2 separate regions of the Homo sapiens genome follow, and region 2 is linked to region 1. A link is a loop called in an ENCODE intact Hi-C map of the cell type or tissue named here. Cell type or tissue: dorsolateral prefrontal cortex. All regions are shown on one strand. Each heading gives the region's core, and the rest is flanking DNA. Links, peaks and the distances in the headings are about the cores only.

Region 1 (16,173 bases), core at 3,947-11,946:
TAGAAAGCTATATGAGACAAGGACTCCAATTTTTTTCCCAAAGGTGTTGTAAAAAGAATGAAGTCTCCTTATAAAAAAAAAATTATACCTCAATGTCCCCAACAAGACTGCTTAATAAATTATGTTTCCTCCAAGCTATGCAATTCTTTTAACTGTTGTAGAAGAGAAAATGTTCACAATATATTTAGTTGTAAACCAAATGATAAAACTACATATTGTAAAGCCAACTTTTAAAATACATTGTATATATGCGTATGCACAGTAAAAATGGAAAATATATTGACCTAAAGGCATTGAATTACTATATACTACTATATATTACTATATTACTATATACTAATTACTATATACTGCCAAAGACTCTGAACCCAAAACCATCCCTTTCTTTGTAAACAAAGGAAGGAAGAAAGGAAAGAAAGAGGGAGGGAGGGAGGGAGGAAGGGAAGGAAGGAAATTAGCAACTGTTTGAGATTGTTAAGACAGGCTACAAGACGGAATAGCACTCAACTGAGCCTTCCTACTTGATGTGTTCAGAAGATTGAAAAGATTGTTGAGATGGCAAAGCCTTTGCTACTAAGTGACACAATTTAACCCAATATAAATGTGCAAAAAAAAAATCATCTTTTTCTCACCAGTAGTAAGCATCCCATACTTGGAAAACAGGGAACCGTATGAAATCCAAGCTCTCTCCCAGCTCAAACTTTCTCCTAGCCACTAAGACACTCTGGAAGGACTTATGGAGGGAGGGGCAAAGAGTTTGCTCTATAGAAATGAGAAAGTCTTTGGTAGATTTTGGTCACCTATGTTATTGCTTGTGCTCATGCCATTTAAAATGTGATCTTTGGGTGGGGCACCCATTTAAAACGTGATCTTTGGGTGGGGCACGGTGGCTCTTACCTATAATCCCAACACTTTGGGAGGCCAAGTTAGGAGGATTGCTTGAACCCAGGAGTTCAAGACCAGCCTAGGCAACAAGGCAAGATCCGGTCTCTACAAAAAAATTAATTAGCTGGGTGTGGTACATGCCCCTATTGTCCCAGCTACTCAGGAGGCTGAGGTGAAAGGATCACTTGAGTCAGGGAGGACATCACCAATAGTGGGACAAACTGACATATATTACCTGGTATTACGATGCACTGAAGAGAACACAGCAAAGCCGGGTGCAGTGGCTCATGCCTGTAATCCCAGCACTTTGGGAGGCCAAGGTGGGCAGATCATAAGGTCAGGAGATCGAGACCATCCTGGCCAACATGGTGAAACCGCATCTCTACTAAAAATACAAAAATTAGCTGGGCGTGGTGGAACGTGCCTGTAATCTCAGCTACTCTGGAGGCTGAGGCAGGAGAATTGCTTGTACCAGGGAGTCGGAGGTTGCAGTGGGCCGAGATCGTGCCACTGCACTGCAGCCTGGCAACAGAGCAAGACTCTGTTAAAAAAAAAAACAAAAAACAATAAACAAAAAAAAACAGCAATTCTCTGGAATTCCTGCCCAAAATGAATTACTTGACTCAAATCATAAGGAAACATCGGAGCAAACCAAACTGAGGAAATTGTATAAAATAACTGTTGACAGTCAAGGAAAGAAAACTCTAAAGAAATACTTGAGATTAAATAAATCTAAAAAGGACAACTAAATGCACTGAGTGATGATAGATCCTGAACCAGAATAATAATTACTTACAAAGGGCATCGTTGAGACAATGGATGAACTCTGTATATAGGGATTGTGGTTTAGATAATAGTATTTTATCAGTGTTAAGTTTCTTGACTTTGATCATTGTACTGGTTATGTAAGAGAATGTCCTTGTTCTTAGGAAAAGTATACTGATTTATTTCAAAATAAAAGGGCATGCTGGCACCCTGATCTCAGACTTCCAGCCTCCAGAACTGTGAGGAAGAAGTTTCTATTGTTTGTGAGCCACCCAGTCAACGGTACTTGTTATGGAAGCCTGAACTAAGACATTCCCACCAGGACCTGCCTTGAACAACCAGAAACTAAATAATGAGTAGCAGTAATTTTAATCTCCTAAACCAATCCAGGCTAATACAGTGAAGTCACTCTAGGCTTCAGTTCTCCAAGCATGGTTCCCGGACCAGCAGGGTCAGTATCACTTAGGAATTCATCAGCAATGTACATTTTCGCCTCCCCCGAGTCCCGACCTACTGAATCAGAAACACTGATGGTGAAGTCCAACAACCCATGTTTAAATGTGCTTTCCTGGTGATTCTAGTGAATGATGAAGCTTGAGAGCCACTGTGCTAGCTTAATAGGTTACACTGGCTTGGACAGAACGAAGTGAGTGAAATTGGGCTTCATCTCCAATGATCAGGTCTTTCTGTGTATTCCAGGCAGTCTTCCCTGATTGTCAGGAACAGTAAATTGATTGTTCAACCACATCCTCGAATGTAAATGAGAACCAGAAACAACACGGGAAGAAGCTGGAATTTTCTACATAATTGGGTTTCAGATGCTCCAATGCACTGAGAGAGGACAGTGGACATCAGGCTGAGGGAAGAATCAGAAGGTACCTGGGAGGATGGGAGTTGGGGAGGGAGGTAGTCTCTAAAATCAAAATATGTATGGTGGCTCTGGTGGCTCACGCCTGTAATCACAGTGCTTTGGGAGGCCAAGGCAGGAAGACTGCCTGAGCTCAGGAGTTTGAGACCAGCCTGGGCAACAGGGAAAAACCCCATCTCTACAAAATGTACAAAAATTAGCCCAGTGTGGTGGCACTCACCTGTAGTCCAAGCCACTCAGGAGGCTGAGGTGGGAGGATGGCTTGAGCCTAGGAGGCGGTGGTTCAGTGAGCTGAGATCACACCACTGCACTCCAGCCTGGGTGACAGAGCCAGAACCTGTCTCAAAATATATATATATATATATGGATGTAGTATATCTATACATATATATATTTATATTTATAGAGAGAGAGAGAGAAAGAGGAGGAGGAGGAGAAGGAAGAAGGAGTCAGTCCGGGGGATCCAGATTCTGTATTTTTGAGGCTGGGCAAGGTAAGGGAGGAGTAGGGCTTCCGGCTGCGGCTGGGCTTGGTGGATTCCATTTGGCTCAGCTTCTCCTGGAGAAAACCAACTTCAGTGAGATGACTGCATCACTGGTGTTGGAGCCTCACTGAGAGCAGCAGATAAAAAGAGAGATGCAATCCTCTCCTAGAAAGAGAAGGCACAGATGCTCAGAGCCAGGCAGGAGCAGTCTGCTGTGCACAGGGTTTAAAGGTGACCTCATCACAGCAGGCCCCAGAGCGGAGGAACGGCATCAGGGTGGGGGCATGTGGACCAGACATCGCCATTTACCCTCTTCCTCTGCCTGCCTCCATCCCCACAGCAGGACTCAAAAGCATCTGATCTTACCTGGGACTTGAAAACTAACAGGGCCAGGGCCACTAATTGTATCATTCAATAAATGTGTATAAAGGACCTGCTAGTACCAGGCATGCTGCTGTTATAGATCTAATTCTGAAAAATATTGCAAGGGAGTTATTCACAGAAAGAATCAGACTTCGGGTGAGTTTGAAATGATTGTAGGTTGCCAGGTGAGGTGGCTCACGCCTGTGATCCCATCACTTTGGGAGGCCGAGGCGGTGGACCACCTGAGGTCAGGAGTTTGAGACCAGCCTGACCAACGTGGTGGAACCCTGTCTCTACCAAAAGTATAAAATTAGCCGGGCATGATGGCACCTGCCTGTAATCCCAGCTACTTGGGAGGCTGAGGCAGGAGAATCGCTTGAACCAAGGAGGCGGAGGTTGCAGTAAGCTGAGATCATGCCATTGTACTCCAGCATGGGTGACAAGAGCGAAACTCCATCTAAAAAAACAAAACAAAAAAGAAGAAAGGAAGAAATGATTGTAGGTTAGTGGGAGAGAGACCTCTAGGTGTGACCAAATTTACATTCACTGATGGGTCAATGCCAGTACATGGCAGGCTGATAAACAGCTGGCACAGCTGATAAACAGCTTTGCCACTGAGTCATTAGAGCAGAATGCCTGACTTGAAGCCTACCGTTTTCTAGACATGCGATCTTGGGCAAGGTCCATCACCTCTCTGGGCTTTAGTTTCCTCCTCAAAAAGCTAGAAATGATCATCGTATCCAATTCATAGAGTTGTCACTATGAGCCTGATTCACTTGAAACATTCTGTAAGAATTAGGGACGGTGATGATAATAATAAGCATTATTATGCTAAATTTGTTTGAAACTGAGGAAAGGGCATGTACATATCATTTCCATTTCAATTGATGATCTAGGTCAACAATTGCTCCAACTGCAATTTGGAATCTTTTGTGTGATCCTTGACAAGTATACCTTGCTAATTATATCAATTAGTGTTAGTACAGTTGGCTTAAACATTAAAATTAGTTTATATTTTTAAAATCATAACTACTTTCTCTGTGGACCCAAATAGATTTACTTTCTTAAATAAATGGCCTAGAGGATCTGGAAGGGAAGAATGGATTCTATACCTTCCCAAGCTAGAGACAGTCCAGAGAAGAACGATACAGGTGCAGAAAGACCAGGGATATCTGGAACATGAACCAGAGACCCTGGGGTGGGCATAATGCCACCCTTTGTGACTGGCACACCATAGGTCCTTGATTAGTGAGTGATTTTCATTATGATTTGGAAGAGGAAGTCATTGATTATGTGCAGAACTAGAGGGCAGGGCTAAGAGAGTTGGATTCATGGAGGCAGATGTTGGCTCCCTATAAAGAACTCCATTGCCAGTTTGTCCAGTAATGGATGAATAGACTAAGCTGTGTCCAAAAGTATGAGAATTTCCCAGCACTGGAAATGTTCTAGCTGAGGCAGTTTGACCGGTTGCCAAGATGATTGTAAAACATAATACTAAGTCGGCTGAGAGACAGGACTAGATAAAATTTTCCTTTCGTTTCTATGGTTCCATGATCTTGTGCTCGCTGTGTGTCTGTGTGTTTTCACAAAAAGATAAATGTGGAAAGGTATGAAACAGTGGGTTGCTCGTTGGAAGACAGAAGTTCCAATCCTGCCCTTTCATTGATGACCTTTAAGCAAATCGTTTGCCCTTCTAATCCTCAGTTACTCAACTGCAAATGATTTTCGCTCATTCCATTCAGCACTCAGGCACCACGACTCACTTATTCCTGCTCTAGCTTTGATTCTTGTCATTCTGCCACCCAGTAAGCCTCCCACGTCAGCTGTTCTAAAGCCTCACCCAGTGAAGAACACCTTGTCCACATGCTCAATTTGATTTTCTGCAACAGTATGTGCTGGATGTGGAGTTCACATCACACACTCCAAAATGTCCCTACCGTACAATGCCTGCCTCCAATCCCTATGCCAACAACTGCATCTGGCCACTCTCAAGTAAACTCGCGGGACCCTAGTGATGGTTCATTCATTCATGTTGAAAACTCCATTCTATTCGGTGTTACTTGTCTGATTTTTCTTCCTCTTACAGGGTTTACTCTAAACTCCTGAAGGATCTGATACAATAGCCCTTTGCGGATTAATGGAGAAAAGGTCTGAAATTATTAGCCTTGGTTGTCATTGGTTCTATGCTCCCACTTGCATTATAATGCCCTCCTCAGCTTGTCAGGGTGCCTCCTACCACCTTCACTGCAGCAACTTGCTGAAATGTCACTGCACCCTGTTTCAGCCCCCAGAGGACAGTCTGCTGTGTGCCACTTCTGGAGTCTCTCCTCTTGGCCCTGGGTCCCTTAAAGAACCTGTAGTTCTTGGTGACTTCCATGCCCCACTCTGGGGTCCAGTGAACTTCTAAATACCTAAACTTGCCAGTTTGACAGATAAATTAGTCATCTCTCTCCAGCCTGCATCAGGCTGCCATTTCCACTCAATGCCCACTCCTTTCTGCAATGCATGAAAGCTGCTTTGTGAGGCTTGCTGGATTTCCAGGATCACCTCAAAGAAGCTCGGCGTCATTTATCTCTCTTCTTGGATCCCAAAATTCCAAAGAAGTTCTCTCCTGCCCTCCTACCTCCAACTGTGACTAATTGTCTCCCTCCTTCTCCCTTCTACCCAGTTAAATGAGTCATTCTCTAAATATGCTGATGGTAGTGGTGCTGGGGATTGACTGGAATCAGATCACTGGTGCCCTCTGCCTTGCCTGAGAAAAAGGCCCTGGCTAGGCTTGTGAATTTCATGCAAACAGGTAAAGACATCCTGCCATGCTTTATATGGTGCCACTGCTAGCACAAGCCATGACTTTGGGCAGATTAGGGAAAGGCATCAGCTCTGGGTTAGAGGGTGTTCCTTCACACTGCCAGGACCTCCAGGCCTAATGGGGGCATTCCCGCAGCCAGAAAACCCAAGCTGAGCAAGGGCCAGCCTTTGCCCCACTCACTGGCAGGGCTTTGGGAGCTATCCAGACTTCTCAGTGGGCCACCCAGCCCTGGACACGTGCCCAGGGGGCAGCTGATCATTGTAGGCTCCCCCTAGACTAGCCCTGCTCACAAAAAGCCTTCACCTCTCCACACTCCCTCATGAGCTTATACTCTCCTCTAGTGTACTTGGTTGCAAGTTGCTTTTCAATGAAAATGAAGTGAGGGAAAGATGGTGCAATGTGTAATTACATCAGACCTGCCAAGAGTCAGACTTTTGATGTTGCTGATGAGTTCGTCCTCTTTAGGGAGGCCTGATGGCCTGCCCGGAAAGGACACAAATGTGAGTCAGAGGAGCTTGACGTTTGAATGCCAGTTCTTCCACTTACTAGCAGATCCCTTTTAGAACCTCGATTTGCTCAAATCAAAACGGGGATAATAATACTATCTGCCTCATGGGGCTATTGTATAAAACAAATGATGTAAATATATACAGTGGGCTGTATACCCAATTTCTAGGCACCTAAAATCTTTTTTCGTTGAACATTATCGTAACGGAATTAACCACTTCTATAACTAAATTGTTTAACTCTGGAATACGTGTTGATATGCAAAATATGTCTAACCATCTATTCCAAATAAAATACCACATCGAGGGATTGTTGCAATTAGGTCAAGGTTATTTATCTGCTAAATAGCTCACTGCCAGTAGGGGGCAGAAGTGTACACCTGTTTTATAAGAGCATTTACATTCTTTCCGTAGGTCAATAATAACTTAATTGTATATTTTAAAATAACTTAAATAATGTAATTGGGTTTTTTGTAACTCAAAAGATAAATGCTTCAGGGGATGGATAACCCATTCTCCATGATGTGCTTTTTTTTTCCAATCCTCAGAGACATCTGAAATGTGCTTATTTCACATTGCATGCTGTGTCAAAATATCTCATGTACCCTATCAATATATATACCTACTATGTACCCACAAAAATTTTTACAAATAATAAAAATAAAACTTTTTATAATAAAATAAACAATAAATACAACAAAATATTCAGAAAAGGAAGGAAGGAAGGAAGAAATGAAGGAAGGAAGGGAGGGAAGGAGGAAGGGAGCCCAGAGCCTAGGCCAGACAAAAGAGCCTAAGTATTGAGCAAACTCTTTCCTTTTAGCTACCTAAAACTTATCTTTGAAATAACTTGGCCGGGCGCGGTGGCTCACGCCTGTAACCCCAGCATTTTGGGAGGTAGAGGCAGGCAGATCACTTGAGATCAGGAGTTTGAGACCAGCCTGAGCAACATGGTGAAACCCCATGTCTACTAAAAATACAAAAATTAGCTGGGTGTGGTGGTGGGCGCCTATAATCCCAGCTACTTGGGAGACTGAGGCAGGAACATCGCTTGAACCTGGGAGGCAAGAGGTAGCAGTGAGCCAAGATTGCACGCCACTGTACTCCAGCCTGAGTGACAGAGTGAGACTCCGAGAAAGAGAGAGAGAGAGAGAGAACTCCTTGCCATGACACCAAACATGCTAGCAATGGTAACAATGATAATAATTAACATTTATTGAATGCATACTTTGTACCAGGCTCTGGGTTAATTGTATCACCCAAATCATCTGCTTCAATCTTCACAAAAACTATGCAGTAAGGACCATTGTTCCCATTTTACAGATGACAAATTGAGGCTTTGAGAGAAGAGCACAGCTTGATACGCCCTCTCTGTTTAAGGCCATTTTGAAATAGTTCTTTATTTAGCCAATTTTACTTGCCTTGGTCTAAATTTCTTACTTTTTCAATTATTTTCTTATTTCCTTTTGCAAATACAGAACTGTTTATACTACTGCTTCTCTGAGGTGCGTCTGTGCCAACTCAACACCACACAGTCCCTGCAGGACTTACCGTAACAAATTCCAAGATGATAATAGCTTGAATGTGTCTCAGCCAGGATTTTGGCTTTGTGTGTGTCAACTGAACTGAATATGTGCTTGCTGAAAAGTGACATTTTAAAGCAGAAAGGGAAAGATCAGCTTGTTCTTATTTCTTGTTTTCAATGGAAATATATACAGGAAATACTTAAAATGATAAAAACTTTTAAAGCCTATGGTTTTATGCTTGTTACTGCCTCTGTTAACTTTGTTCCCAGGACATAAATCTCACAGACTGCCCAGCATCTCAAAAGAGCAACAGTAGTAGGTAATGGGGGGAAGGTGTAGCTGCGCAAACCTTGGCTACTCTCCCAAAGGGGGATTCCAGATCCTCTCCACCTCCTCTTTCTTTCTCAGACTGTTGGCACTCCCTTTTGTCTTGAAGCTCCTTTCGCTTTTTCCTGCCTTTCTGTCTTTTTTCTTTCTCTCTTATGTTTTAGTTCCATGTTTCTGTCTCCAACTCTGCCTTTGTAGCAGCTCCTTTTCCTAAACCATCTCTTTCTTCTTCAAAGCCCACCTGAACAATCCCTTTCCCCTTTTCCTCATATTTTATCAGTTAAGTCCTTTTATTTCCAAAACTCTGACATGGCCACATTGGCAGCTTTGGTTGGCTCATTCAGTTCTGTTTCATTTCCCTGCCAGTGGGCCTAGTGCCTGCTGGAGACCGCAGACAGCTTCAGGGCCCAGGTTCCACGTGTGGCCTGATTCCCATCAAGCAGGCAACACCCAGGTGATGCCCGTGCCATCTGGGAAGCAGAAGCAGCATTGGCAGGTAGAGTCAGGGCTGCCGCAGGCAAGCTCAGCCCGGTCATCATGGGGGTAGTCTGTTTCCTTCTGCAGCAGCTCTAACAGAGCTCTCCACAGCTGGGCTCTAGCATCATGGATGGTGACAAGACAAGTGCAGGCCATTCAGAATGCCAGCGAGATTGTGGCCCACAGCCATCAGCTGTGTGCTGGTGTCCCAGTTCCCTATTCCCTGATCATAGCAGAGTCAGCCACAGGCCTAGTGAACAGTTCTGCAGTGTTGCTTTGGCAGACCCACCTGAAAATTCTGCTCAGAATCTGTTCTCGCCCACTAATGATTTGGAAAACGTACTTCCCGTTTCGATCACTTTAGTTAAAACTACCACTGAGTCCTACCCAATCATTAATTAGTAAAAGAAGTGATTAGAGACTGGGCTCAGTGGGTCATCTCTGTAATCCCAGCACTTTAGGAGGCCAAGGCAGGTGGATCACCTGAGGTCAGGAGTTCAAGACCAGCCTGACCAACATGCCGAAACTAAAAATGCGAAAATTAGCCAGGTGTGGTGGCATGTGCCTGTAATCCAAGCTACTCAGAAGGCTGAAGCAGGAGAATCACTTGAACCCAGGAGGCGGCGGCTGCAGTGAGCCGAGATCGTGCCACTGCAATCCAGCCTGAGTTACAGAATGAGAGAATGAGACCCTGTCTCAAAAAAATAAATAAATAAATAAATAAATCCACACTGGCTGTCAGTCAGCCTCCTCCCCACCAACCCCAGTTTATGCTCAATGGGCTCATTAATAAAGTAGTGTAAGAGGCTGGAATAAAGGTAAGACATGGCCCATAGAGGATTCCTTGTCACCAAGGCTGGCCTATCTATTGCCACTGGGCTGGCTTGCCAATTGCACTGCTACGCATCCAAATTGCCTGCAGCAGCAATCAACCTTGAAGCCCATTCTTTTACCATCCCTGGAGAGCCAGGCTGACACCCACCAGAAGGTTGATTGTGTTGGAACTGCTCATCACAAAGGGGACAAAAAATTGCCCACAGTGAAAAAGACTTATGCTAGATAAGAATTTTCCATATCTGGCCGGGCGCAGTGGTTCACATCTGTAATCCTAGCACTTTGGGAAGCCAAGAGGGGCAGATCACGAGGTCAGGAGATTGAGACCATCCTGGCTAACATGGAGAAACCCCGTCTCTACTAAAAATACAAAAAATTAGCCAGGCATGGTGGCAGGCGCCTGTAGTCCCAGCTACTTGGGAGGCTGAGGCAGGAGAATGGTGTGAACCTGGGAGGCGGAGCTTGCAGTGAGCCGAGATCATGCCACTGCACTCCAGCCTGGGCAACAGAGTGAGACTCCGTCTCAAATAAAAGAATTTTCCTTATCTGCCTGCTATGCTCCCTCCTGCAACACAATCTGCCTTGTCCATCATCCTGGTATCCAAACAATATTGTTTCTCACAAGAATCAAGGCAGTCAAATGGTTCTCTTCTCTTGCCACATACCTTGCCTGAGCAACTGGCCTATAGAACACTCAGCTCCAGGGCCGAGTGGAAAAGCAACACTTGGCCGGGTGCGGTGGCTCACACCTGTAATCCCAGCACTTTGGAAGGCTGAGGCGGGTGGTTTACTTAAGGTCAGGAGTTCGAGACCAGCCTGATCAACATCGCGAAACCCCATCTCTACAAAAACACAAAAATTAGCTGGGCATATTGGTGCACATCTGTCATCCCAGCTACTCTGGAGGCTGAGGAAGGAGAATTGCATGAACCCAGGAGGCAGAGGGTGCAGTGAGCTGAGGCCGCGCCAATGCGCTCCAGCCTGGGTGACAGAGCCGAGACTCCATCTCAAAAAAAAAAGAAAAGCAATATTTGTTAGGTTGGGGTGTGTTGTTCTTGATGTGGTTTTTTTGCTGTGAACCAGCACCCGACCATCTTGGGTGCTGTCTCTCCTATGGTCAGAACACGTTGTTCTGGATGCCAATGGTGGGAATGTGAGTGGCATCTCTTCACATTCCACCCAGTAATTTACTCAAAAAAGTCTGATCATGATCTATTCGACTGTGATTCTGCTTGTTCAGACGTCTGAGATCGTAAGAACAAAATTATTCCACCATTAGACACACCCGTGTTCCCGTAACTAAAAGCTACCCTTTGGCCATTTCAGGTTCCTTTTGTCCCTGAATAAACAATCCAAAAAAAAAGCAGGGGAGGGATTTACCACATTGACTGGGAAGAGTAGACTGATTATCAAGGGGAAATGGAGTTCCTGTTAAATCATACAGTTGATGGGAGAATATTCCTCAAACCCAGAAATCTTGTCATGTCAGGTGGTAAAAGTCAGTGGAAGACCATGGGAACCAACATGACAAGGACCTTCCTAGGGTTCATGCCATTCACAAAGGAAGGTTTGGATGACCCCCCCCTAAATAAACACCCTAGCCTGCTGAAGGCAAAGAGATCACAGAATTGGCAGTGGAGGAGGAAATAGACACAATAAATACCAAATAAACTTCATGATCAGTTGCGGAAATGAACACTGTTCATCGTTATAGCAAACTTATTTCTTCTTTCCACGCTGTGTCTTATTTTTTTCTCTCTCCCATTTTTCTACTATTGAGACAGCCAGGTGGGAGAGGGTCCCCAGAGAATCTCCAGCCTCTCCAACCGGCCTGAACACTGGGAGGAGCCACACAAGTTCATGGTATTTGCAACAGGGAGGAGCCTGGCCTGTCCTCTTCCTGTGTGGAAACTGGGATTCGAATGGCTGAGCAGGAAGTCCTCTAACGGGGACCCTGGCCTAGCTGAGAGTTCCTGTTTCCATCTTTTCTAACTTTTTTACCCAGTAAAACCCTGGGTTGTTGTTTTTTTTTTTTTTTTTTTTTTTGAGACAGAGTCTCGCTCTGTCACCCAGGCTGGAGTGTAATGGTGCAATCTTGGCTCACTGCAACCTCCACCTCCCAAGTTCAAGTGATTATCCTGCCTCAGCCTCCCGAGTAGCTGGGATTGCAGGCACCCATCCTCATGCCCAGCTAATTTTTGTATTTTTAGTAGAGATACAGACAGTCTATTGGCCAGGCTGGTCTTGAACTCCTGTCCTCAGGTTATCTGCCCACCTCAGCCTCCCAAAGTGCTGGGATTACAGGCGTGAGCCACCGCGCCCAGCCATAAAACCCTGTCTTACCATTCAAATTGTCGGCGAGCCTAAATTTTCATGGCTGTGGGACGAAGAACCCCATCTTCAGCTGAATTAAGGAAAAGTCCTGCAACACGATTTTACATGAGGCTTTTTGGTGGGTGTTAACTTCATAATTTTGTCCATAGGTTATAGTAAAACCATACAGGACTGTGGTTAAACTAAAGAAAGAAGGACTAAACCCCAGAGATGAACGCTGCAACTGATGACATTTGCGGTCCCTGCTTTGGGAAAAAAGTATTCTCATTTGCATGAGGGATGGTTTTATTGCCATCAAGAGAGCATTTTTTTGTTGCTATTGTGGTTTGAAAGTTTAAGTGTGGGAAGATGGGGACACATGGGTGTCAAGTGGTCAAAGCTTTGGTCTATGGCAAGAATTGGACTTTGGCTCCATCAGCTCCATCCCAACCCCCATGGACTTGGCTCCACTGCAAGCTGGAGGCTGAGAAACCAAAGACTACATTTCTGAGGCATCCTTCCAGCTCAAGTTTTTTATGTGACCTTCCCACCCAAGTCCTCTCTGAGCTGTGAGAAAGAATGGGAGCAGGGTGTTTAAACCCAAATCTGAGCTATGTTCTTAGCTGTGATGAAAAGTTCAAGAGTGTTAGGAGGCCGTGAGTGGTGGCTCAAGTGTGTAATCCCAGCACTCTGGGAGGCCGAGGCGAGCAGATCACCTGAGGTCAGGAGTTTGAGACCAGCCTGACCAACATGGTAAAAGCCCATCTCTACTAAAAATACAAAAAAAAAAAAAAAAAAAAGAAGTGTTAGGATCAGAATGGTGGGAGTTCCAATTCCTACTCTGCTACCTAATCCCTATGAGAATGTGGACAATTTACTGACCTTCTCAGAGCCAAGCCTCAGTACTCCATGTGTAAAATGTTTATCTGTAGCTAGAAGAATTATCCCAAGAAATAGGTGTAAACCACCTTGTAAAGTACCTGGCACAAATCATGAAATGTCATTTCCCTATCCCTTAACAATTGATGATCTCTGTGGCAGTCAGACAACTGGCCATATCTTTTTCAGGGATACAATGAGTAAAAAGTGTGCAACATTACAGGAATGATAAAAAAAGAATTTCTATTATCTAGCAGGGCACAAAGCCAGGGAAAATCTCATCCTAACTGGGGTCTGATTTCTTTTTGCAGGTAGAAAGTTATCGGGGTAAAACCTCCTTTAGAATACAGGGCCAATATCATATTAAAACTTCTGGACTATATCACTGTTTAAACGTATGGTTAAATGTACCTGAACATAGTTTACAGGTAACAGAACTGTGTTCATATGCAGCCTCCTGCTTCCACTACTACCTTGATTTATTTCTTTCTTGAAGCAGGAAGTGCTATTGCCTACAGGGATTTTTTATTTTTTTGTATTCAAGTTAATGTTCCTAAAATATGTTGTTACATGCTCTCCACTTTTATGGTAAAGCAGAACTATATTGAAATGCTTATTATCAAAATTCACGCATGATTTTAACCTATAGACATGAAAAGAAAAAAATTCAAATCGTTTTTTCACAGTGGAAACCCCCACTTTTTAAACAATGAATTGTCAGGGTTGGCTGTCCTACTGAGGCTACTGTTCTAGAAATGTTTGGCACCTGATAACCCTAGGCAGAACAAGAAAGCTATTCATTATCCAGTAACAAAATATACAATGTTAGATGTATTTTCTGGTATAAACTTCTCAGTACTTCCCATGACTAAGGCGGAGGAAGGAAGTTCTCCTTTCAGAGAACTGGTTTGGAGGAGAGAAGGGATGATTTTCTCTTTTATTGAAATATGTCATGGGTTTGATGAAAGTTATGTGTGATGCTTAAATATTTGCAGACTATACTAATTTGATTTTTCTATTGTAACCAGGAATATAGAAACAATGAGCAGATATTTAGATATATACCTATATAAGTGGAGTACACCCATATATTAATGGTAATAGGAATGGAATAAGTGAAAGAATAGGAGATACAAGAAAAAATAACTAAGAGACAGATGGCTTCAGAAGAGGAAAAGAAGATACTAAATGTAAAGAAAGAGGGACATAAAAATAAAACAGAGAGAGAGAGAACTCTAAAATATAAATAGAAGGCTGGGCACAGTGGCTCACGACTGTAATTCCAGCACTTTGGGAGGCCGAGGAGGGAGGATTGCTTGAGCCCAGGTGCTTGAGACCAGCCTGGGGAACATGGAAAAACCACATATCTACAAAAAATATAAAAATTAACTGAGTGTGGTGGTGCACATCTGTGGTCCCAGCTACTTGGGAGGCTGAGGTGGGAGGATCATTTGAGCCCAGGAGGCAGGGTTTCAGTGAGCCAAGATGGAGCCATTGCACTCCAGCCTGAGTGACAGAGCCAGATCCTGTCTCAAAAAATAAAATAAAATATAAATAGGAAACACAGTGCTAAAGAATCTGAACTCACTACCTGGGTTTTGGAGTAAGTATAGGAATGGAGTTGTTTATTTCTCCGTCTCCTTTACCTGCCAAGTCAACGAATTCACCACTGCATCACTCAAGCTCAGCACAACGCCAATAAACCAATAAAGTCTTGTTCCGTAACTGAGTGAGGCTGAGGAATCATCATAGAACTACTGAATGTTAGTTACAAAGACCTTGAAAGGTACACTCTCTTTGAAGCCAATGTTCACCCTATCTTGGTTCTTTCTGGTAACAAACAATACACTTCTCAAGACAGTTGGAGATAGATAGCTTTCTTCTAATAGGATAAAACCTCCTGCCTCTACCTACCAGGTTAGCCCTTGGAACTGTACCTGGCATATCTAACTTCTCTTCTACAGGACAGCCCAGCGGAAGCCAGCTTTACATGGCCTTTAAGATCACCTCGAAACCCCACTGGTTCCTCACACCACAGTTTCCAGTGCCTTCATCTTTATGACTCCATCCTGTAAGAGCATTTTCCTGATCTTCTTTTTTCCTTCCAAAGCATGGCTTCTTCTCTTGGTGTGGTCGGAACAACACAAAGGAAAGGGCCATGACTGCCCTCATTCCAGAGACTGAACGTGTAATACTATACCTTCGATTCAAATGACTTTTCTTTGAGTGGCCACATGGTAATAAGAAGAGCTCACCACTGAAGAGCACTTTACAGCTTACGTGCCTCATGCCTCACACCGAAAAACAGTCTTCGTCCTCTCCTTTGGGTACAAAGCTCTGGGGAATTTTTGAAATAGGACAAGGAAGTTTGTCTTTGATCAAACAAACTTCATGCACCAACTCTCCTTCCCACCCAGGGATGTTCCCAAGTGCCTTTCCACCAGCTTCTGCACTTAGCAAAGCTGACTCACCCTTACTTGCCAACATGCTGGGAGCTTCTCCATTAACTTTCCTTCTCAACAATCCCCTCCAAACCCTTTCCCAGACAAGCTCTTCTTCCTCCTGCCCAGCGTTCTGGTTAAGGGGATAAGTGCTGAGCCAGGTTACATCATTACTCAGGGCATGAATCCAGACAATTGATTTGACCTTCATTCCCTCTCCTGTAAAATGAGGTTAATAAAAATGCTGACCTTCTTAAGTCCCTGAGAGACAGAGCAATAAGTTGAAACCCCTCAAATGGGGCTGGGGACCCAGAAAGTCCTCAAGAAGCATTAGTTAGTATCACAATGCTTGCCCTGGGTGTGCCACCTGAGGAAGCCCCGTGATTTATTCAGTCACACTAAAGACTGGCTGACTACTGGCTTCAAACTGTGACGTGCAGGATTCCTTACACTGAGCTCCTGAAACTGTGCACAATTATGTGAATACAAGCATATTTCCCCTGAAATTCTTTACCCCAGGTGCAAAGTAGAGTCATCTGGAGAGCTTTTAGAAACCACTGATGTCCAGCCCCATCATCCCCAGCCAGATATTCCCACGCAAAGCATTCCTAAGTAAGGCCCTGGCACTTCTCCCAGTAAACGTAACAGGCAGCCAGGGGTAAGAACCATTGATGCATGGCAAGATTCTTAACAAAG
Region 2 (16,173 bases), core at 7,008-15,007, 380 kb after region 1:
CACCTACACGTCCAAAGTTAAAAATTTACGAAAAATAGAGGACTTCAAGTGAAAGCTGATCACACAACACTCTAACAAGTTTAACACAACATCACAAAATGAATTCTCTTCCTCTTTTTTGACTTTTGAAGCGAAGACTAACAATAACTGTAATAATGGGTGTCCTCCGAAACGCCTTTTATATTCAAGACTGATGACTTTTAAATACACACATTTCACCTCAGATTTACGGTAAAGTGTTTATGTAGTAAACATTAATTCCAAATACATTATTAAATGAGTACATTTTAAAATATCTAAATATAAAATACAAAAATAACTTATTTAGACCGTGAAATTCAACGTTTTAAATAACTTATTAAATCTCATTAAAATGACTGCCAACAAAAAAGTCAAAAATTGCAAAAAAAAAAAAAAACCACTTACTTCATTTCCATGTTTTTGTAAGAATTCAATTTCCTGTTGTGTGAATGTTGTCATGGAGATAGATTTCACCCTGTGTGGTGGATTTAATCCTCGCCTAAAAGATAAAATATTTTACAAAATTTACTAGTACATACCACATTTTTAAAATGACACATCTAGTAATTCAAAATATTTCTAACCAACACACAAACTTGAAACAGTGTTTTCATTCCATAAACTCAAAGTATTTTTAAATTATTTTAAACTATTAAACTTAATAATAGATATTAAGGTTTGGTTAGACTCATTAAATAATAGACTTAACAATAAATTCAATTAACCACCTAGTTAAAAACACAAAGTAACTGTGACACATGAGTTTCTAGGAAATGCAAATAGTGCTTTAGTGTGTTTCTGATGAAAAGACTATACATATGAAGAACTCTATGAAAGAATTATTAAAATTCTTTAAATATTTCATATTTCCTAAGAAACAATGATATAATAAGACCAGAGCTATACAAATATCCTTATCAAACAGCTGTTAGCTTTAAATAAGCTTAAGACTAATTTAGAAAACTATATTACAAGTAATATCATGAATTGAGGTAATAAACCAATTAGTAAAGTCCTATCTTGCCATCAATTCAAGTAAGAATTTATAATAAAGAACATTTTCAGTCACCTCAAAAGACAGTGTGTACAAGAGGAAACTGCAGGGACATACGGAAGAGATTCAAAAAAATTGCTGCATGCATGATTTAACAATTTTTAAGGTCCTTTAGAACCCTGAAGCCTTTTCTGTATGGATGGCCTTAAAAGGACTTTACCTTGATGTTTGAACACGCACATGAAAAACCGAGTGGAAATGCACTCAAACAGATTTAATAACTATTTACATGTTGTCCAACTATCTTGTGGGCAGGTCCACCCACAAGAATAATGGCCCAATAATCTATGCAAAATACCAAGTAACCTACGCAAAGTTCCACAGAACTACTTTGGGGTCATGTTCTCTGACAAAGGTCTCATTTGAACTCTAGGTTCTACAGCAATTACTGCAGTAATTTTTTTTTTTTTTTTTGAGACGGAGTCTCGCTCTGTCGCCCAGGCTGGAGTGCAGTGGCGCAGTCTCGGCTCACTGCAAGCTCCACCTCCCGGGTTCACGCCATTCTCCTGCCTCAGTCTCCTGAGTAGCTGGGACTACAGGTACCCGCCACCACGTCCGGCTAATTTTTTGTATTTTTAGTAGAGACAGGGTTTCACCGTGTTAGCCAGGATGTTCTCAATCTCCTGACCTCGTGATCCACCTGCCTCGGCCTCCCAAAGTGCTGGGATTACAGGCGTGAGCGACCACGCCCGGCCAACTGCAGTAATATTTTTAAAGAATTTGTCAGTCAATTTGTAATCATTCACACTAATTAAATAGGATATTTAACAATGATATAAAATAATAAATGTACCAGAAGTTTTTAAAAAATATTTTGGGAACATTTTGAATAATTAAATATGGTGCGTAACATTCTAGAAATTCACGGTATTTTTGGGCTGGGTGCTGTGGTTCACATCTGTAACCCCAGCACTTTGGGGGGCCGAGACGACGAGCTCACCTGAGGTCAGGAGTTCAAGACCAGCCTGGGCAACATGGCAAAACCCTGTCTTTACTAAAAATACAAAAATAAGCTGGGCGTGGTGGCATGCACCTGTAATCTCAGCTACTCGGGAGGCTGAGGCATGAAAATTGCTTGAACCCAGGAGGCAGAGGTTGCAGTGAGCCAAGATCGTGCCACTGCACTCCATCCTGGAAAACAGAGCAAGATTCTGTCTCAAAAAAAAAAAAAAGTATTTTTGCTTGTCAAAACACAAAGGAGAAGCTCCTCAATTCACTGCTTCTTTTTCTCCCTCCCCCTTGTCACAGATAAATGTCATCTTTCAGATCATGATCTGAATTAAGACAAGTTACACTTCATTTGTTTCGAATTTCAAAGTAGGGAAAAGTTAACTTGGGTTTGGTTGTTGTTTTGTTTTGCTTTAAATTTTATACTCATTTTTTCCTTCTGTTGTCATAAAATAGGGAAATAAAGGCTGAACAAGAAGAACTAAGTAACCGAAATTTTATTCTGGTAAAACTCTCAAACTTGGCCAGGTGTGGTGGCTCACACCTGTAATCTCAGTACTTTGGGAGGCCAAGGTGGGCATATCACTTGAGGTCAGAAGTTTGAGACCAGCCTGGCCAACATGGTGAAACCCCATCTCTACTAAAAATACGAAAATTAGGCAGGTGTGGTGGCGCTTGCCAGCTACTTAGGAGGCTGAGGCAGGAGAATCGCTTGACCCCAGGAGGCGGAAGTTGCAGTGAGCTGAGATTGCGCCACTGCATTCCATCCTGGGCAGCAGACTGAGACTCCGTCTCAAAAAAAAAAAAAAAAAAAAAAAAACTCTCAAAACTAACTCTGAAGAAACAACCTCAGTAGTAACTTGCAAGTACCTTTAAAGCTTGCAATCATAAAATAAGGCTCTAAAGACTAGTTTCAAATTTCCAAAAGTGGCCGGGCACAGTGGCTCATGCCTGTAATCCCAGTACTTTGGGAGGCCAAGGTGGAAAGATCACTTGAGGTCAGGAGTTCGAGATCAGCCTGGCCAACATGTTGAAACCCTGTCTCTACTAAAAACTACAAAAATTATCTGGGCATGGTGTCGCACGCCTGTAGTCCCAGCTACTCGGGAGGCTGAGGCAGCAGAATCACCTGAACCTGGGAGGCAGAGGGTGCAGTGAGCCAAGATTGCACCACTGCAGTCCAGCATGGGCAACAGAGCTAGACTCTCAAATAAATAAATAAATAAGTAAATAAATTTCCAAAAGTGAAAATTTAGAAAAGTCATTATTACTCACTTAGGGCACAACACTTTGTTTCCAACTCATCAGTATTATGAGAACACTAATCCACCCCTTTCAGGGAGGGTTTAATCATTTATGATAAAATACATTCTACCTTGCCCCAAAACAATTCGCAAAGGAATTAACATCTTATTGTTCTCTCAAATGCCTCTACTCCTTCCTTCTCACTTTGCAACTTTGTCTCTCCTTATTCTGTAATATCTCCTCCTTGTTCCAGACAAGCCTTAACCTTTCCACCTACTGGTAATATCTCCTTTTAAAAATGGAAAAGGCAAAGGAGTAACTTTCTGATGAGGACATATCAAACACTATTAAAAGGATGTATGTTTTGGAAATTTTGGAGCAAACAACTATACCCGTATACTTCTCAAACTGTTCAATGAGGAAACAACAATTCATAAAGCTGACCCTAACTCTTTTTAAGTTACGTCACACATATGTAATCTCACAAATGCAGTACAGTGTGTAAATATATCCCAGGCCCTATCATATCACAGGGTATATTAATGCACAAAGAAGGTATTCATATTACCTAAATAAGTGAACATTTTGAACTTATGAAACAAGTACAACCAGAATGTACTCATAACCAAATGTGGAAAGGACATTTTTTCCAAGTGAAATCTATTACAGGATTTGTTACTCGTTACAGGATTTATTCAAATGAGCTCTCTCAGTACACTCAAAATGAGATTCAATTTACAAAATGGCAGACAATTTTACAAGGCTACACTTATTACATAAATTGAGTAAGCATGAGGAAATTTTATGTGTTCATGTTGCTTTCTCTAATTGCTCTTTTATATTCCATTTATTCAGGGATATTAACTGTATCTCAGTGCAAGGCTGTACATGGATTTTTCATTTTTTAGCCTTCAAAAGCTTTGTACATGGATTTTACATGCTTATAAGAGTCTGAGAAAAAGCTGAAGACTGATTCCATCAATGTCTTAAGTAGCATTCAGAGTGATGAGTTGCAATGAAAATGAGTAGTCTCGCCCCTATACCACCCACACCCCACCCTACCCACCCGTGTGCCAAAACATGAGTAGTCTCAAACACTGATTGTGGGATAAACTCACCAATTTTTATTAAGAACCTCATTACTCCCATTTGACCCAGCTATGCCACTTTTGGGAATCAATTCTAAAAAAAGAATTGGAAATAGAGCTGACCACCTATGTACAAGATGTTCACCAAACATTATTCATAATAGGAAAACATCAGAAACACTTCACACCAAAGAGGAAATGGTTAAACAAATAACAATTTTAAAAAGTATGACATTATGCACTTACAATTGTGCTTTAACTTTTTAAGATAAAAATTATATAGTATTCTCAGAGCTAATTTTTTTAATCAGCAAAAAAAAAACAGACAAACCAAATACTCCAAAATGTTAACAGGTCTTGTATATAAGTGACGAGATCGAATGAATTTTTTTCTATTCATAATTTTCTATTCTCTCCAAGTTTTCTATAATAAAGATAACTTACTCTGCAGTAGAAAAAAAGGGTAAGAAATAATGGAAAGTCCAAGTGACTAGCAGTAGTATTCCAAAAATTTAGATTTTTAGTCTTGGCTTTATGAATGTGAACGTCTATGCTGAAGAATTAGAAAAAGAAATTAACAGAAGGAGGGCGGTTTTCCATTCTAAGGCTTTCTTTCCATTTTTCTAAAACCTGGAAAACCTTCCCTCGCAAATCCTGTGATACCCACCAGCATCAACACCTTATCTTGATTTCTCTAAATCAAGGCTTCTTAACTTTGACACTATTGACATTTTGGGTTGGATAATTCTTTATTGTGGAGGGGTGTCCTATGCATTGTACGATGTTGAGCAGCATCTGCATTCCTGGCTCTACTCACTAAATGTCAGTAGCACCCTTCATCAAACAGTGACAATCAAAAATGTTTCCAGACACTGCCAAATATCCCCCACAGGGTAAAACCCCTGCAGTTGAGAACCACTGCTCTAAATATAATAAATATGTAAATTACCAAGCAAAAGAAATTCATGGAAGTTCTTTGGCTCTCTACTAAGATATAAACTCTACCAAGGTTCAATCTTGCATAACTTTCTTTTCAGAACAACAGAAAACAGAATAAATATTTCTCTCTCTGAAACAATAAACAACAAAGTAAACATACATGTTTAAAATCCATATAGAATATATATTAAAATTTAAGTTAGAAAACAGACTAAGGAAAGTGTCCACAACAAATAACCAAAAATAAACTATATAATATAAAGCACTCTTATATGAACTGGTTGGCAAAATGTAAGTTAATAAGGCAGTAGGAAATTAATATGTATACAGTATCTAGACTGGCACTTTACATATTTAATCTCATTAATTTCTACTTCCAACAGTATGGCAAACTGAAAAGGCTCCTCTACTACAATATGATAGTCCATAAATTACCCCCCGAAAACCCTACGACTATTAACATACTATTGAACTTTTCAGAAAGGGAAATCTCTAAGGATCCCCCACCCCACAGAAAAGAAAGACAAAAAATTAAAAATTAAGCTGAAACCAGAAATGTGTCCCATGTTATACACAAGAAGCAATGTTGTTCAGAAAGCAAGTGCCAACAATAGCCAAGGCGAGATGAGAGAGCTCAACCTCAGATATCTCTCTTAAGTTAAACCTAAGACCCTGGATGGGAAATAAAATACCTTCAGGTTACATAGGATCCTAGGATCCCATGAACACGCAAATTCTCTCTAAAGGAATGCATTTTCAATTTAAGCTATCAAGATTTCCAAATATTAAGTTCAATAAAATATGAGGCTGCAGTAAAAATTATCGCACAAAAATGAAACAAACCAATGAGCTTGAGTCAGTAAATGCAAAAGATTAACACCACCTCCCTCCAAGACTAGCTATCTGAATTACCAGTTACGAAATATAGTATATAGGAAACATTAAATGAAAGATGGAGTAAAAATGAGCAGGAAATATGTAATTATCAGAATGAGGCAAATTTAAAAATCAGAATTTTCAGAAATGAAAAATTATAAATGTGGAAATTAAAAATTCACCAAATCAGGTAGAGAGCAGATTAGACATAACTAGAGAGAATTAATGAACTGGAAGGTAACACTGAAGTGATAATGACTGAGATTTTTTTCAGATCCAATAAAAGTCATGCATCTACAGATATAAAAAGCACAGCTCATCAAAATCTGGATAAATAAAATCCAATTTAAAAACAATTTGGGCTGGGTGCGGTGGCTCACACCTGTAATCCCAGTACTTTGGGAGGCTGAGGCAGGTGGATCACCTGAGGTCAGGAGTTCCTGGCCAACCTGGTGAAACCCCATCTCTACTGGAAAAAAAAAAAAAAAAAAATTAGCTGGGCATGGTGGCGGGTGCCTGTAATCCTAGCTACTCAGGAGGCTTAGGCAGGAGAATCACTTGAACCTGGGAGTTGGAGGTTGCAGTGAGCTAAGATCACGCCATTGCACTCTAGCCTGAGCGAGACTCTGTCTCAAAAAAAAAAAAAAAAAAAGAAACGATTCGGTGAAACTTCAAAGACAGAGAAGATCTTAAAAGCAACTGGAATGAAAATATAGGGAACAAAATTTGGCTCGTAGTAGACTTCTCAATGGAAGGGAGAAGACCATGGAATATTATCTTCAAGTGGTAAGAAAAAATAACTTGTGAATCCAGCAAAGCTATGTTTGAAGTATAAGATCAAAATAACAGTATCTTCAGATAAAAAACAAAACAAAAAAACCCACTAGGCTAGGTACGGTGGCTTATGTGTGTAATCCCAGCACTTTAGGAGGCCAAGGTGGGCAGATCACCTGAGCTCAGGAGTTCGAGACCAGCCTGGCTAACATGGTGAAACCCCATCTCTACTAACAACAAAAATACAAAAATTAGCCGGGCATGTTGGCGCACACTTGTAATCCCAGCTACTGGGGAGGCTGAGGCAGGAAGATCACTTGAACCCAGGAGGCAGAGGTTACAGTGAGCCAAGATCGTACCACTGCACTCCAGCCTGGGTAACAGAGTGAGACTCCATCTCAAAAAAAAAAAAAAAAAAAAAAAAAAAAAAAAACAAAAAAAAAACTAAGAGATCTTCATTAAAGAAGCTTATACTGTATATACTTTAAGAAGAAAAATGACCCAAGAAAGTCTTGAGATGCTAAGGGGTAAGCAAACTGTAAACTGGCAAATCTAAACAAATATCATCTTATTACAGTAACATCCAACTAACAGAAGGAAAAAAGGGACAAATAATATGTTTACCAACAATAACACTTAAATGAGCCAGGCGCGGTGGCTCACACCTGTAATCTTAATCCCAGCAGGCGGGTGGATCACTTGTGATCAGGAGTTCGAGAGCAGCCTGGCCAACATGGTTAAAACTCCATCTCTACTAAAAATAGAAAAATTAGCCAGGTGTGGTGGCAGTCCTCAATCCCAGCTACTCAGGAGTCTGAGGCAGCAGAATCACTTGAACCTGGGAGGCAGAGGTTGCAGTGAGCCGAGATCACGCCACTGCACTCCAGCCTGGGCCACAGAGTAAAACTCCGTCTCAAAAAAAAAGAAACACCACTTAAATGAAACTACTTTGTATTTTTAAAGACCTTGTATTAACAGAAGATTAAAATACTGATTAACTCTGGAATGTTAATATCAATAGTACAATTTCAATTGTGACCATAAAAGAAAATGGAGGGTGGGGGTAGGGGGGAGGGATAGCATTAGGAGATATACCTAATGTTAATGGGTGCAGCACACCAACATGGCATGTGTATATATATGTAACAAACCTGCACGTTGTGCACATGTACCCCAAAACTTAAAGTATAATAAAAAAAAGAAAACGGAATTCCACAAGTAAAAGGGAAAAATCAAAACAAAACCAAAAAAACTTGGCCAATTTTTTAATTAAACATGCATGTGCCATACAACCTAGCCCTAGATATTTACCCAAGTGAAATGAAAACTTACGTTCACCCAAAAACTTGAGCATAAACATTTACAGCATTTCCATTCATATATATCAAAAACTAGAAACTCCTCAAACAGAAAATGGAAAAACAAACAAGCAATGGAATACTACTTAGCAACAAGGAGGAACAAACTATTAAGATAAACAACAACTAACTTGGATTAATCTTAAAGATAATATGTTGAGTGAAAAAAGGCAATCTAGAAAAGTTATGAGTCCATTTACACAACATTCTTGGAAAGACAAAACCTGCAGTGTTGGAGAACAGATCAGTAATTGCCAGGAGTACAGTAAAAACAAGGGCTAAAAGTTTTTTGGGGTGATGGAAAACTTGCATGTTCTAATTTGAGTGGTGGCTATATGAATCTATACATATGTTAAGATTCACAGAACTGCATACCAAAAAATTATAACGTATGTCAAGAAATAAAAAAACTGTAGTCCTGATTTCGTGTTAGTATCTATAGTAACCACAATTTTTAGAGTAATTAAATTTATCATTAGCAGACTATCTTCACCTACCAAATTTGATCATTTAAGTGAATAAAATCCTGCAGTGAATCAAAACAAGTATTTTTAAGATGTGAACCTGAGGTCACTTCCCTTTTTTGCTAAAGCCCTTCTAGCTACAGGGTGAATTCAGGGTTTATAAAACACTTTTCTGTCATATTAGTCATAACTATTGGATGAAAGTGTTGGGTAAGTAAACCACATTACTTTCATGGGGCCAATACTGAAGTACCACCCATTCCAGATCCTCAAATACACATTTTAAGTCTTCAGTTTTGTGCAAAAAAAAAAAAAAAAAAGACTCAATAACTGCAGTTTTGATATCTTGAAAACATGTTTGCAAGTTAACTGGTTTCAAGAAGTTCAAAGTAGCCTACTGGTGCAGCCCAATACATTTTTGTAGTATAATTAAGACATCTGCAGATCCCCAGGAGATTTAGTTTTAATGACCACCACCCAGGTATGACTGTAACCAGATGGTGTGGCTCATTCCATATGTCCATCAGTGTGCTGCTCTTAACTAGGCCTCAAACAATCTTGCAAATAACCATTTGTTCAATTCAAATAACAATCTGTGCTGGATGAGTAAGTAGGAAAGCTTATTTAGTTAGTTTTATTAATTGTTTTTCTCCTGCTGTGGGAGAAGCTGGTAAAAATATTTTTAATAACCTGTGGAAGTTTATGTAGTTGCCAATAATACTGGCAGAAAGTAATAAAGTTGACATTTAGATCTAGCCCATCCTAGTTATTTACTAAAAATATTACATATGTTTCATAGCATAAAATTATACATTTAAAATCTAGAACAGATGGAAGGAAGGTGCCTTTAGTAGGTTATCAAATCTACAAACTATTGATGCCAAGACACCGTATATGTTGGCTAGTCCAAAATATTCGTCTATCCAGAGTCCAACATTAAAAAACTGAATATATTTAGCTTTCTATATATAATAATAAGCATGATATAAATCCCTATTGTTATTCTGAGTTTCTGGGAAAGCCACAAATACTACACCATAAGGTCCTTGTAACACTTAGAGCAAGCATCTAAAAAATAATATTCAAGTTATGACTTAAACCTAATTAAGGCATTCTAGTTAAAAGTAGTGGACAAGGCTGGGTGCGGTGGCTCACGCCTGTAATCTCAGCACTTTGGGAGGCCGAAGCGGGCAGATCACGAGGTCAGGAGATCGAGACCATCCTGGCTGACATGGTGAAACCCCGTCTTTACTAAAAATACAAAAAATTAGCGGGGCAAGGTGGCGGGCGCCTGTAGTCCCAGCTACGTGGGAGGCTGAGGCAGGAAAATGGCGTGAACCCGGGAGGCAGAGCTTGCAGTGAGCAGAGATCGCGCCCCTGCACTCCAACCTGGGCAACAGCGAGACTCTGTCTCAAAAAAAAAAAAAAAAAAAAAAGTAGTGGACAAAATCTAAATCTCTTCACATGCCCAAACCCACAACGAAATGACAGTAAAGGAATAAGAAGGTATTAACCCACAAGAGACAGAGGGTTACCATGATGTGTTTATCTCATACTGCATGCCTGTATCAAAACTCCTATCTTGTGTACCTCATAAATACATACACCTACTATGTGCCCACAAAAATTAAAATAAACAGAGCGTCAGAGAACAAGAGAAGAGTCCAAAAGCACACGACAGTTCTTGAATAACAAAATTTGGAAGATTTAAAAACAAAATACCAGCAGTAAGTGACTTTATGGAGAAAGCCAAAACAGAAGCTTCTGCAAAGGTGGGAGAAGCCAACTGGAAACTGATTCCCACCACAGGACATATCAAGATTTACTGAAGGAACTGGATACAGGTGAGGGCTTAAAGTGGGGTCAGAAATCATTAGACTCTCCAGTTCCTTAACAGCCAAAAGCATACTCCCACCAGCCCTAGGTGGGAAGTCTGAAGGAAAGTTTTAAAGAGGTTATACCACAGAGACTTCAAACTCAAGACACTGCTGAAGACTCTTGTTAGGGACCATGTGGAAAGCTGGAGGATTATCTAAGATCAAACACACAGAATGACAGTCACCTCCCTCAACTTGGTTCCCAGAACAGTGGCATCACAGGCTTTTATATTCCCCAAAAAAGAAGATTGGAGAAAATATGTCTGCACTATAAAAAGCGTGAGTTTCCAAACAAATTCAAAAAAAAAAAAAAAAAAAAAAAAGCCTAAAACACTGAACAAAAGACCTACACCAAAATACTTCAATATGAGGTTCTGAACAGCAGGAAGAAAAGAAGATCTTACATACTCCAAAAGAGGGAAGAAAAGAAGTGGGTCAGAAAGACTCAGTAATAAGAATAGCATCAGACTTCTCAACAGCAACACTGAAGGTTTGAAGACAACTAAGCAATATATTGAAAGTTCCAAGGGTAAAGTATTTTCACCTTTGTGAATGTAGGCAAACTAATTTTTAAAAAGAAGGCAGAATAAAACATTTTCAGCTTTGTGGCTTTCAAAAATGACCTCTCATTCACCTTTCATCAGGAGGCTAACGGAAATGTTGGGGGTCCTGGAAACAGAGCATCTAACATAGGTTACAAGTGAAGGGAATTTCCAGAATGAAGATAGAAGAAAAGTTCTGGTATGAGAGCCGCACAGCAGGCCTAGACAGCAGCATTTCCAGAGCAGAAGATTATAAAAGTACCCAGAAACAGTTAAAAAAAAAAAAAAAGTAGCTGATGCATCTGATCATATTGAAGGAAGTTCATTGCAGCTCATGCCTGTAATCCCAGCTACCAGGGAGGCTGAGGCAGGAGAATCACCTGAACCTGACAGATGAAAGTTGTAGTGAGCTGAGTTGGCGCCACTGCACTCCAGCCTGGGAGATGGAGTGAGACTCCATCTCAAAAATAAAATAAAATAAAATAAGAAATATGGAAAGACAAGAATTTTTGGAATCTGACAATTACAAGGAAAATTCCTCTTTCCTTTTCTGAACATACACTGTTTCTCCATAACTTACAAACACTGGTGTTGCATCTCCCCCTAGAGTCGTAAAAATAAATGTATTACCTCTCCCAATGCCTTAAATTACCCAATGACAGTGATCATGTGTACAGCTCCCCCACTGTCTAATCTTTTCTTCTTTAAGCTAGTAGCATTTTTGGTTCCTGCAAATGTTCCTCTAATACATAGTTTCAAACTTCCTTACCATCTTGATCAGATTCCTTGGAGCATGCTCCAGTTTGTTAACATTCCTCTTAAAACAAGCAACCAGAATAAAAGTAAGGTATAATTATGACCTCTACAAAACATGTATGGTGTCAATCAAAAAGATTGCTATCTTAGTCAGAAGTCTTTGAGCAAAGTATGTTCTAACACAAACAAAAATTAATTCTCTGTATTTCAAACAACTCAAATAAGTTTCCTGTCCCCACTGAATAGCTCATGAATTTCATTCTAATGTTCAATCAGGTGTCTTTAGCAATAGTTCTCGTGTGTAAGGTTGTAAAAAATGTCACAAGGAACATGCTATTAATGTAAGTACTCAAAGTTATAACTGATTTTAAAACGTTTTTACATACATTAAAGGTATCCAAGTTGTATTTCCCTAGACAATCATCACTTTGATTTGAATTAGAAAACACATTCAAGTGGGGGAAAAAATGAGGGGGAGTAGTAAAACCTAGTCCCGAATATTTCCATAGGAGTTTCTCACAAATGTGAACATCATGCACGCTGCACAGAAAAGAAGGAAAATATCAAATAAGGAGATTTGCCTGTTTTCCAAAGAATGCTATTGGAACAGATACAGAGGTTTCTAAAAAGACAATGATTTTCAAATTGAGATCCAGAGGTCGGCAAGTTCTTTTAAAACAATGTCTTAATTCTTTTCATTTATAATGCACTAATATTATAAAATTTAATGTAAATTTAATCTAAACTGTATTTTATCCACTTTGAAACTAAAAGCCAGTGTTTAAAAATCACATGCCAAAAATGATGGATGAATGAATAGGGAACAGAAAAAGGCTTAACATGGCAATAATGCCTTTATACTCAGTTATGGTCAAATGATGTCACCACAACCTGAATGCTGGAGTTTTCCCAGTATAAAAGGTACCCACAGCACTATACAGAAGAGTCCTTCTTATCCAATTTGCTGGTTAAATCTATGTTTCTCCTTCCCTCTGAGAAACCTAAAGTTAATGCCTACTGCACAATGAACATTCATGGCTAGAAGGCCACTTTCTCCTGCTCCTCTCTCAGGAGAGAGTGAGTTTTATGCTTATCAAAATTTGTCTGGTATAGTATTTGGTAATATAGTTGGTACAGTACTTGGTAAGTATATAGTTTAAGTGAATGTCATGTAAAACAATGGCATGAGTGAGAAGAATTATTTCCATGTAAACTAAGTATTTTTAGAGACTAAAACAAGTCACTAGGATAAGCTGTTATTTGACCATGGAAAAGAACTGTAAAAGACTGAGAGAAAAATCATAAAAATCTAGAAGAATTCAGCATTCAAACTGTTTTATAAGTACATTAAAATGCTAAAAATCATAAATAGTACAGCATGAGTCTGGGTTATATTAGGGGACAAAGAATCTAATCAGTGGACCCATATTCAAAGCCTTATGTGCCAGCAAATTAACAGTTGTATGTTAAAATTTAAAAACCTAAGCTTGAGGCAGGGCATGGTAATTCACGCCTGTAATCCCCACAATTTGGAAGACCAAGGTAGGAGGATTGCTTGAGCCAGGAGTTGGAGATCAGCCTGGGCAACATGGCGAAACCCCATCTCTACAAAAATTAGCTGGGCATGGTGGCACGCGCCTGTAGTCCCAGGTACCTGGGAAGCTGAGGTCGGAGGATCACCTAAGCCTGGGGAGGTCAAGGCTGCAGTGAACCATGATAATGCCACTGCACTCCAGCCTGGGCGACAGAGTGAGACCCTGTCTCAAACCAACAACAAAACCCAAACAAACAAAAAAACCTATGCTTGCTAAATATATATATTATATATGTATATATAATAGATACATGTATATGTATGTGTGCATGTATGTATTTTTTTTTTTTTACTGATTGCTTGCTTTAACTGAATTTTTTGATAAACTTATCCACTATCAAACTTGACTGCATACAATGAGGGGTTCTAATTAGAATTCAAATATAAAAAATAGCACGAGAATTACGGCACATGGTAGTATGCACATGCCAAATTGAAAAGAATCGCTGTTGGAACGGCACCATCATTCCCATTGATTTCAGAATACACAACAGTATTTTCTCAATGAAACTCAAAAATAAGAACACACATTTTGGAGCTAAGAAGTTCCCTAAAAATAATAAAAAGCATGACACAGCCATAAAACAAACATTTATGATGCATCATAAAATATCTATTCTGGGCTGGGCATGGTGGCTCATGCTTGTAATCCAAGCACTTTGGGAGGCCGAGGTAGGTGGATCACCTGAGGTCAGAAGTTCAAGACCAGCCTGGCCAACATGGTGAAACCCCATCTCTACTAAAAATACAAAAAAAATTTAGCCAGGCATGGTGGTGCATGCCTGTAATCCCAGCTGCTTGGGAGGCTGAGGCAGGAGAGTCGCTTGAACCTGGGAGGTGGAGGTTGCAGTGAGGTGAGATCGCACCACTGCACTCCAGCCTGGGTGACGAGTGAAACTCCGTCTCAAAAAATAAAAACAAAAAAAAGAAAAAGTCTTTTTTCTGCCATTTGAAACACAATGAAGTAAAATCTACCATTTAAATCCCCAAAATATAGAATTCACAACAATTTACGGTAACCATGGTAACCATACATTCTTTGGTGGTGGAATCAGCATCAGTTCCAGATCCCAACTTCTAGCAGGTTATAACAGCAAAACACTAAGAGTGTGCACTAATTTTACAACTTAAAGTTGAGCTTGGATAATAGTACCTTCCTCACATCACTGTTACTAGAATGTCTGTCACACAGCTAGCACTCAATAGTTTTTTCTTTTTTTTCAATAAATACTTTAACTGTTGTATCTCCAGCACATGGGCTAGTATCTGGCACTTAATAAATATTTGCTTAAAATAAAAAATTTGTCCTTCACAATTGAAAAAGTATCTAGGCCAGGCGAGGTGGCTCATGCCTGTAATTCCAGCACTTTGAGAGGCCAAGGCGGTGGATCACCTGAGGTCAGGAGTTTAAGACGAGCCTGGCCAACATGGCGAAACCCAGTCTCTACTATAAATACAAAAACTAGCCGGGCATGGTGGCGGGCGCCTGTAATCCCAGCTACTTGGGAGGCTGAGGCAGGAGAATGGCTTGAACCCGGGAGACAGAGGTTGCAGTGAGCCGTGATCGTACCACTGCACTCCAGCCTGGGTGACGGAGTGAGACTATGTCTCAAAAAAAAAAAAAAAAGAGAGAGAGAGAAAGTATAAAATATTTTGGCCACTTACTCTAAATACTTAACTGAATGTGGCCATATCAGAGTATCCAAAAAAAGTAAAAAAGGAATTAAGAATATAAATCCCTGCTCACTGTGACCTCACAAGGTCCTGAATATTATACACAGAGCTCCAAAAGAGCATCTGATTTGCAATCCATCCTAATGCTACTAATTGTATAAAAACATTAAATACCTCTTTTCATCTGTCATCTAAAAAAAATTAAAATTCTTGTAACATTCATCTCAAGAGTCAATGTACACAGAATCAACAGAATATAAGTTACTATCCAGCTACATTTATTACCTGTGAAATTTCAAGCTTAAATGCACTGTCCACATAAAATAGATGGTATTAAAGTGGCAACCTCTTTCTCAAATGTTATTTTTTATTTTATCTAAACCCTCACTGAAAAATTTATGGATCACTTTTTAAGGCTAGGACAATCTTTTATATTACATATCAATTATACTAATGTTTATAGTCTCCATAAAACAAATAATTTAGTCTAAAACTAGTCTTTAAATCAACTAGAAGTTATTTAACATGAAGGCCATTTTTACTGTTGGCTATATTTTAAATGTCTGAAGTGTCCATTCAGAATTTTAGGGATTTCCATAAATACAACCAGAAAGACAGTGAAAGATAGTGACAAACCAATCAGTTAGGATGCCTTCATCATTCTGCCTCAGTAACAAATAGTTTAACTGCATCTAACTCTGAAGTTCATTTTAAAGTTTTACAATCTAAATTCAGTTACACTCTGAATGAACATCATTCAAGCATATAGGACAGTCATCTGAAAAAAAAGAAACAAGAAAGATTAGCTCCAAGTCTAGTAACATTAACAACAAGATGCTAGTTCAATTTATTTTAAAAAAAGGTATTAGTATAAATGATAGAAGGTATGTCACTATCCTAAAATTTAGAATTCATGATAGTGGATACTATTTGCTATGTATTCATATTTTCCAGGTAAATCAA

What was found. A loop is a pair of places that touch in the nucleus more often than their neighbours do. Peaks named below come from ENCODE experiments on the same cell type or tissue, not always from the same donor. Only the 100,000 strongest peaks of a DNase experiment are listed, where the experiment ranks them.
Region 2: a loop joins it to region 1, with 3 times the contacts of the local background. A loop is called at or near these places in 9 of 110 quality-filtered maps.

The regions. Positions count from the first base shown.
Region 1 is chr2:227,853,286-227,869,458 of GRCh38, reverse strand. It overlaps the pseudogene CRIPTOP2. Among named protein-coding and RNA genes, the nearest start is that of DAW1, 10 kb to the left of the region's middle. RefSeq lists an enhancer at 8,533-9,032. In dorsolateral prefrontal cortex, for the core only: CTCF peaks have their summits at 6,840, 7,040 (motif pointing right) and 9,151; a DNase peak (open chromatin) is centred at 9,178; H3K27ac peaks cover 4,029 bases.
Region 2 is chr2:227,475,894-227,492,066 of GRCh38, reverse strand. AGFG1 (ArfGAP with FG repeats 1) reads right to left here. Exons shown (of 13, transcript NM_004504.5): 2 at 427-520. Among named protein-coding and RNA genes, the nearest start is that of AGFG1, 12 kb to the right of the region's middle. In dorsolateral prefrontal cortex, for the core only: a CTCF peak has its summit at 11,813; no DNase peak of the experiment used is centred there.